2 separate regions of the Homo sapiens genome follow, and region 1 is linked to region 2. The links are chromatin loops, found by intact Hi-C in ENCODE. Cell type or tissue: A673. All regions are shown on one strand. Links, peaks and the distances in the headings refer to the core of each region. The heading gives the core; the rest is flanking DNA.

Region 1 (4,387 bases), core at 88-4,087, 200 kb after region 2:
ATTATGAATGGTGGTGGTGATGAGGGGAAGGCGGGGAGGTTGCCAGGTAAACTCATCCAGGTCCTGTTCAAATGATTACATATGCCAGCTTCACAAGAGGGGTTCCTAGGGAAGGTGCCTTCTTTCCATTAGTCCACATACCTTTTCTTTTAAAAACCTTTTTATTTTGATACAGTATTACACTTAAAGTTATAAGTGGACTACAAAGAATTCCCAGATGCCTTTTATGCTGACTCCCCAAATGGTGATGTTTTGCCATATTTGCATTATTTTCAATCTCTCTGGGTCTCTCTCTGTGTCTCTCTCTGTGCATATGCTCTGTTTATGTATGTATTGATATACATGCATACGATATACAGCTGTATCATTTAACAGTAAGTTGCAGGCTGGGCGCAGTGGCTCATGCCTGTAATCCCAGCACTTTGGGAGGTCGAGGAAGGTGGATCACCTGAGGTCAGGAGTTCGAGACCAGCCTGGCCAACATAGGGAATCACTTGAACCCGGGAGGCAGAGGTTGCAGTTAGTCAAGATTGTGCCACTGCACTCTAGCCTGGGCAACAGAGCAAGACTTTGTCTAAAAACAAACAAACAAAAAAAGAGTAAGTTGCAGACATATGACTCATATGCCTCTTTGCCTCTAAGTACTTCAGTGTGTGTAGGCCCTGAAACAAGGCACTGGTCCACATCTGAGGTCCCAGATGGTCAATGAAGTTGATCTTCAGCAGAGCAGTTTGATCAGGGGCAGCCTTGAAGGTTGTTGCAAGGGGGCCAATCTCTTGAGGCAGCTGAGAGCAGCCATTCTCCTGTGACTTCCTCCCTTCCTCCTTGACCCTGTCTCCTGTCTGCCTGTCCCAGTCCCACCCACAGCATCCACCCCAGGAGGGCCCAGTAGGCATGCTCCAGGCATGAGATTCAAGTCTCAGCTCTGCCTCTTACCAGTTTTTTGTTTTCTTTTCTTTTCTTTTCTTTTTTTTTTGAGACAGGTCTCTGCCTCTGTCACCCAGGCTAGATGGAACTCTGGGGTCAAGTGACTCTCCCACCTCGGCCTCCCAAAATGTTGGGATTACAGGCATGAACCACCACCCCTGGACCTTCTTAACAGTTATTGATTCTTAGCAAGGCATTTACCCCCTCTGGCCTCAGTTTCTGGGGCTATAAAATGGAAACCTGGCGGTTGTAAAGAGGCTGGAACCCTACTGGTGGCATAATAGATGCCCTAGTACTTTGTAAAGTACAAAGCCCAGTTCCTGGTTTTGTTTAGTTTGTTTGTTTGTTTTTTGTTTTTGCGAGAGCCCAGCATTAATCCCTTTTCGTTCCTGGACTCTGGGAAGCCCACTCCATCTCTAGACTAAGAGAAAAACAGTCCTCCCCACTCACCCCTGCCATTGCAGGAAGAACTGAGAGAGCTTCTGTGTGAGGGCGGAGCAGTGGAGGACGGGGTGGCAGACCCTGCCTCGGCGGATGCCTGCCTCGGGAAGAACCCACGGGGAAGCTGGTAACAAGTCTGCCAGCCACATGGAAAGCCGCTGGGCCAAACGACAGGGGTGTCCTAGGGAGCTTTTGCAAGGCAAAGGCTTTTGCAAGTTAGTCAGTTTCCTGAGCACCCACTGTGCGCCACCCTCTCTGGAGGGCCAAGGAATCCCCATGGGTCTCCAAAGGGAGGCCACTTAAGGAATGAAAAAGAGCCCAGGTCTCAGCCTGTCTGTCACTCAGTCACTAGTGACACTGGTGGGTCCCTTCTCTCGGCGCCTCACTTTGACCGTCTGTCCAATGAGGATGCTGGGGCCACAGTGTGGGAATTCTGAGGAGACTGGAATGAGGCAGGAATGTGAAAATACCCAGAACTAGGGGAGGAAAGACCCCTGCAAGGAAGGCCAGCGACCCGCCCCATCCATCTCTTTGTCCCTTGTAGTGCTGGAATGGTGGCAGACGCGTAGTAGGGCTGAATTACTGCTTGAGTGGCAAATCCTCCCAGCTAGGACCTGGGTCTTCAAACAAACGTCTAGAAACCTCATTAGGCACTGGGGCCCCAGGATCATCACCTTCCGTCCAGTGACTTTATTGGAACTGCAGTGCCTCCTGGTGGCCAGCATGCACAACTGCAGTCTTGATCTTGGCCTGCTGGGAGTTGGGCCCTGGAACCTGAATGCTTAGCCTTCTGGGTAAGCAGCCAGGGCCGGGGACTCCTCTTCAGTCTTGGCTTCCCACAGGGCTGTGCCCCTCCATCTCCTCTTCTCATACCCCTCCCTGGCAGGAATTCATGCAATGTTGTTGAGCTGAGCAAACAGAAGGCAAGAGGTTTGTCCAGGGCCAGGGAGCTGCCGGGGTCATCTTTGGTCCTTCCTGCCCTGCGCTGTGGCTGGTTTCCTCGACCCCCCTCATCCTGAAAGGTCCCTTCTTCCGACTCCATGCAGCAGCCTCCTGACACAAGCAGTGTGTGCAGGGGACCAAGGACCTCCTGTGTCTGGAGCCCAGCTCCAGGGCCTGGGGCCTTTTCCTGCAGACACACTGGCCACCCTCAGCTGTGCCTGCAGAGCTGCCCCAGCCAAACCAGAGGCAGAAGGAGCCCAGAGGAGTCTCCCTCAACCCAGGCACACACAGGCATTTGCATTAATTCCAGGGGTGTGTCCTGAGCCCTTACTCACACGAGGCCCAGGCCCCAGCAGTACATCTGGGAGGCCCACTCTGACCAGCTCACAGTCTAGGGAGGGAGCAGGCCCATGAGCCGGTGCTGTAAAGCAGGGGATTCAGTGTTTAAGAGGCAAGGGAGGTCCTGGAGGAAGAAGGGTGGCCCTTGGCTGAGCTTTGAAAGCCCAGGAGAGGGAATTCACAGCAGAAGAAAACAAAAAATAAAATGTTCCATAGTTAAAAAATAAAAAAAAAAAAAGGAAAGACAAGATCTCACTTTCATCCATCGTGCTGGCAAAGATTTTAAAAACACTATAATGACCATTATTGGCTCTGAAGTGGGAGGGGACACCGTGGTAGCTGAGGACATTACATGTTTCTGGAAGACAACTTGGCCGTGTTTCTCAGAGACCCTCAGATATGTGGATAATTGAACTTCATATTTCTAGTTCTTGGAGCTTCTCCTAAGGGAATCGCCATGCATGTATTGAGAGATTTAAATCACAGACCTGCTATGATTTCAAACAAGTAGAAACCTGTGAGCCCAACAGAAAAGGATGGATTAAATAAAATAGTGATTGTTCTCGCTACGTAACCATTAAGGATGGTGTGGTAGAAGAATATAGAACAGCATGGAAAGGGGTACGGAATATGGTTAGATTTTACTAAAATGTTTATAGGCTGGGCACGGTGGCTCACGCCTGTAATCCCAGCACTTTGGGAGGCCCAGGAAGGCAGATCATCTGAGGTCAGGAGTTCGAGACCAGCCTGGCCAACATGGCGAAACCCTGTCTCTACTAAGAGTACAAAAATTAGCCGGGCGTGGTGCTGGGTGCCTGTAATCCCAGCTACTCAGGAGGCTGCGGCAGGAGAATAGCTTGAACCGGGGAGGCGGAGGTTGCACTGAGCCAAGAGTGCACCACTGCACTCCAGCCTGGGCGACAACAGCGAGACTCCATCTCAAAAAAAAACACAAAAGTTTACAAAGTAATGTTTTCTCTGTGTGTGTTTGTGTGTGTGTGTGTATGTGTATGTGTGTGAGTGATTTTCTTTTGGTCTGTCTTGATTTTTTTTTAATCTTCCATATAGAACATAGATTACATTTGTAATGCGAAAGAAAAGTCACAAAAGTTACAGAGAAAGCTATCCAGGTGAAAGTAGTAGTTAGCCACAGACAGGAGAGGCAGAGAGACATGCTAGGTAGAAGGAAGGGTGCCCGCAGGAGTGCGGAAGCCTGAAGATACTCGTGCAGTGCGCTGCAGAGCGGAAGCAGGTCTCTGAACCTCAAGCTAGATGGAAGGCTGGCGTGTAAGTCCGTGAGTCTGGTGGGGACCAGTCCTGCCTTCGGGACCCTGAATGCCACATAAGCCTGATGTACAGGGTTGGCAGATTTAGCAAAAAGCAAGCAAGCAAACAACAAAACCAGGTTACTCAGTCAAATCTGCATTTGAATAATGAATAATTTGTAGGATAAAAGTATTTCTTGTGCCATATTTGGGATATACTTATATTGTTTAAAGTGTTAACTGTTTATCTAAAATTCCAGTTTAACTGAGTCTCTCCAAGTGGTGCTTGTCTCTTGCTTCCCATAATCCCACAGCACAGAGCCCAGCCCGCTCTCAGAGCATGCACCATCCAGGATTCTAATCACTGCTTTCAGATATTTCAACCTGTTCCTGGGAAAACAAATAGAAAATTAATTCAGACCAGCCCCGCCCCGCCCCCCAAAAAAAGAAAAGAAACAAAATTAACCCATAGA
Region 2 (4,387 bases), core at 324-4,323:
AACCCCAAACTTGTCTGAAGTGAGGGCAGTTTTGTGGCAGACTGTGCCCTATAACTTGCAATGTTTAGCCCAACTGGGTCCATATGGATATAGATGTAGATCCACACACACATACTCATTGACATACACACATTTGCAAAGATTGGATTTCACTATAAATCCTGTTTTCTAAGATGCTCTTTTCACTTGACTCTTGTTGCTGGTGTCTTACCTAGGATCTGGCCTATTTCCAGGTGACTCCAGAAACCCAGCCAGTGTTCTAGGATTTGGCTTGTTTTCCCCATATTTGGGACAGGTGGGCAAGCCCACCATTAGCTTCTCACCATTACCTGGTTCCCAGTCCCATAGCTGGCCCTTGTCTCTGCTGGTCACTTTGAAGCACCTCTGAAGAAAGACCTGGTTGGTTTAGGAAGGCCAGGGGTGGGAGGGAGACCCGGGCCTACAGCAAGCCCTTTGGAGTCCGAGGTGTGGCCCAGGGCAGGGATCTGGAACAGACCAGGACACCAATATGAGCCAAAGCAGTAGCCCTACACAGGCTCTAGCCTACATGGATTTCTGGATTTGGGGCCAGGCCCAACCAGCCCTAGAGTCAAAGATCCAGCCTGAGGTCTCAGAATGGAGTTCAGCCGACTGAGGCTCCAGCCCTTCACTAGCTGATGGTCTACTGCAGCTGCTGGGGCAGCCCTAGCTCCCCATATGCCAGGCCCTCCTTCACTGCTTCTCTTTGGCCTTTGGAGCTTGAGTGGAGTGACGGGAAGGAAGGCAGACAGAGAGACAGGCAATGTCCACCAACCTTACTATCATATGCAGAGCCTGAAACTGAGCTTAGACATCTCTATGTCAGTGATTCCCCAACTCTAGTGCCTGTCAGAATCACCTGGGGAATCTATTCATAAAGCAGATTTCCAGGCAACCAGCCTCCAGAGAGGCTCAGCCATTAGGGCTGGAGTGGGGCCCAGGAACCTGCAATGGTGACATGTGCTTGCAGGTGTATCTGATAGAGTTGGGCCCAAGTTACTTTCTAGTCTACCCCCTTTGATTCTTGAGGCTCAGAGTGGGTAGGTGACTTTCCAATTTCACAGAGCTAATGGACATCAGAATTCAGGTGAAAACCTAACCCAAGGTAGGCTGGCGATGTTAGGGCTGGCTAGATGCAGGGCAGAGGACAATTTGAAGAGGCCCAAGAAGAACCTCACGGAGAAAGATGCCACCATGTTTGAAATCCCATTAGATGCACACTCCTCTGGGCCTTGAAAACTTTTGATTTCCCAGAGTCCCCTCTTAATATGTTAATTTTTCTGGGGTGGAAGCGTCCTATGTTATTGCAGTGGGCACATTACAACAACTGGCTTCATGTGCCTTCCTGCAGGGATGGGGCACTGTTCACATGCCAGGCATTAGGGGCTCTGGATGGGGCCAGGCTCTCTGGAAAGGGCTGCAGGTGCACCCTAGAAGCAGTCCTTACCTGCTTAACCATCTTAGAAGAAAACGTCCTGGCAGAGAAGCATGGTGTTTTAGAGTCAGCCTAGCCTGGGTTTGAGTCCAGGATCTGCCACTCCCAGTCCTGTGGCCTTCAGCAATCTAGTCACTCCATTGCTCTGTGTCCTCACTTATATCCTGGCAAAATAGATATAAACTAACACTGTCTCATTGGGCTGGTGCAAAACTCTAGAACAAGCTAAATCCTCAGATCTGTGCCCTGACCGCCATGATCTGCCTGAACTTGGGGAGGCAATGAAGAGACCCACAGTTACGTAAAGTCACCCTGCCCTCCCTCTTGGGGCTGCAATGAGTGGTGGCTCTGAGCAGACAGCTTTGTCTGCCAAGGTCCCCTGGCCACCAGGTTTCTCTCAGGCTTGGGTACCAGAAGACACCGAGACCTTGTCATCCAGCAGGGGGTGCACATTCTTCCCCATGGCTGGCATCTGGAAACTCATCCCTGCTCTTTCTTCCCCTCAGGAAACAACGACAAAGCCAGACTCCCTTCCTGGGGGACAGTGCTGCTTCCTCCCCACAGGAATGGCAGTGGGGAGAATTTTTCCCTCCCCTCCCCACATACTAACCACAACTGGGCTGCTCCTCCATTCCCTCCCTCCTCCTCAGGCTGGCGGAGCCTGGCAGGGTGGAGGTCCCTGGGAAAACTCCCCAGACTGAGCTGAAAAGCCGGCAGACATTGCCCTGGGGCCTTGGCAGAGGGCTGGGCTCAGGACACCTCCTCCTGGGCTCAGACTCTGGTTAGGATGTGCTGACGTGATGTCTGGCGGTTTGACACTGGCTTGGTGGGGGTGCACTTTGCAGGTGACATACCACTTTGTGGCCCTGGGTTTCCAGAGGCGAGGCCTGCTCCGCCAAGGGAAGGATGGCCAGACAGTTCAGCACCCAGGGATGAGGATGAAGGGGTGGGGATGGCAGAGATGGGGCTGAGGGATGGTGCTCCAGAAGTAGAGGAGCACCAAAGCCTCTAGGCCTGCCTCTGCCTGCAGAAAGCCACTGATGAATGTCTAGTCCTACAAGGGTCTCATCTGGGAATTGGAAGGCACCTTGGCCACCTGCTCCTGGCTTCTCACCCTACAACAGAGCAGCCTGTACAACCTCAAATAAATGCTCACAACCGTACCTCGGACATGTGCAGCTCTCTTTCCCAAGGGAGGGTACTCTTGCTCACATTTCTTACTTTAAAAAAATGTGTCTCCAAATGGTTACTAGGTGCGGGGAAGGGTAGTGAGGTTGTAGTGGGAGGTGGGGGTGGTTAATAAGTTAAAAAATAGTTAAAAAGAATGAATAAGACCTAGTATTTGATAGCACAACAGGGTGACTATAGATAATAATAATTTAATTGTACATCTAAAGTAACTAAAAACGCCGGACGCAGTGGCTCATGCCTGTAATCCAAGCATTTTGGGAGGCCAAGGCGGGCAGATCACTTGAGGTCAGTTCAAGACCAGCTTAGCCAACATAGTGAAACTCTGTCTTTACTAAAAATACCAAAAAAAAAAAAAAATTAGCCAGGCATGGTGGTGTGTGTCTGTAATCCCAGCTATTCGGGAGGCTGAGGCAGGAGAATGGCTTGAACCTGGGAGGTGGAGGTTGCAGTGAGCCGAGATCATGCTACTGCACTCCAACCTGGGTGACAGAGCAGGACTCCATCTCAAAAAAAAAAAAAAAAAAAGAAATAGGAAAGAAAAAGTAACTTATAAAAGAGTGTAATTGGATTGTTTGTAACACAAAGGATAAATGCTTGAGGGAATGGATACCCCATTCTCCATGATGTACTTATTTCACATTGCATCCCTGTATCAAAACATCTCATGTATCCCATAAATATATACACCTACTATGTACCAACAAAAGTAATCAAAAATTAAAAAGATATGAGTCTTCATTGTACAAAAGTTGAAATATAGATAAGAAAAAATAAAAAGAATTATCCCTAACTTACCATTTACAGAAAATCACTCTTGACATTGTATTGCATTTTCTCTCAAACTTTTATATGGCATAAAACAGGGCAATTCAAACTGTGGTCTGCAAACTGTACCAAACTATCAACTTGCAATAGATTGAAGGTTGTAAAGTCATCCCTCCGCCTCGCTAGTTTGAGGAGCACTAATATAGATATTATTTTAATAAAAATAGAATTGTACTCCACTCACAAAACCCTACATCCTGTTTTGGGACTGCTTCCTGCTCCATCTGCATGGTGGACCTCTCTTGCTATGACACGCTGTGTTATTTTATTTTATTTTATTTTATCTTTTATTTTATTTTATTTTATTTTATTTTATTTTATTTTATTTTTTGAGACAGAGTCCTGCCCTCTCACCCCGGAAGGAATGCAGTGGCACAATCTCAGCTCACTGCAACCTCTGCCTCCTGGGTTCAAGGGATTCTCCTGCCTGAGCCTCCTGAGTAGCTGGGATTACAGGCATGTGACACCACATCCTGGAATGGACAGAACTTCACCTGGCTAATTTTTGTATGTTTAGTAGAGATGGGGTTTCACTGTGTTGGCCAGTCTGGTCTCAAACTCCTGACCTCAAGTGATCTGCCCACCTCAGCCTCCTAAAGTTCTGGGATTACAGGCGTCAGCCACTGTAGCCAGGCTGACACATTGTGTTTAATGGCCACTCACTTCCATGGCATGATTGTTCCACAGTTTTGGTTTCCAGTCCTTAAGGTTGGAATGAACATGGTTCTCAACTTGCAGGATAATATACCGGATGAACATCCTTGTTCATTCTTTGTGTGCACTGGTGTCATTAATTCCTTCAGATAAAGTTTTAGAAATGGAATTGCTGGGGGCAAAGGATGCACACCATTTTATTTTACTTTATTATTATTTTAAATAGTGACAGGGCCTCATAGTGTTCCCCAGGGTGATCTTGAA

The links. A loop is a pair of places that touch in the nucleus more often than their neighbours do. Peaks named below come from ENCODE experiments on the same cell type or tissue, not always from the same donor. Only the 100,000 strongest peaks of a DNase experiment are listed, where the experiment ranks them.
Region 1: it touches region 2 in a loop (5-fold over the local background); 13 of 110 quality-filtered maps call a loop at or near these places.

The regions. Positions count from the first base shown.
Region 1 is chr11:44,284,185-44,288,571 of GRCh38, reverse strand. All of the region lies in intron 1 of ALX4 (ALX homeobox 4), which reads left to right. Among named protein-coding and RNA genes, the nearest start is that of ALX4, 24 kb to the left of the region's middle. RefSeq lists enhancers at 1,020-1,992, 1,993-2,966. In A673, for the core only: a CTCF peak has its summit at 2,083 (motif pointing left); DNase peaks (open chromatin) are centred at 867 and 2,081; H3K27ac peaks cover 2,880 bases.
Region 2 is chr11:44,481,917-44,486,303 of GRCh38, reverse strand. No RefSeq gene overlaps it. Among named protein-coding and RNA genes, the nearest start is that of CD82, 82 kb to the left of the region's middle. In A673, for the core only: a CTCF peak has its summit at 1,890 (motif pointing right); a DNase peak (open chromatin) is centred at 1,893.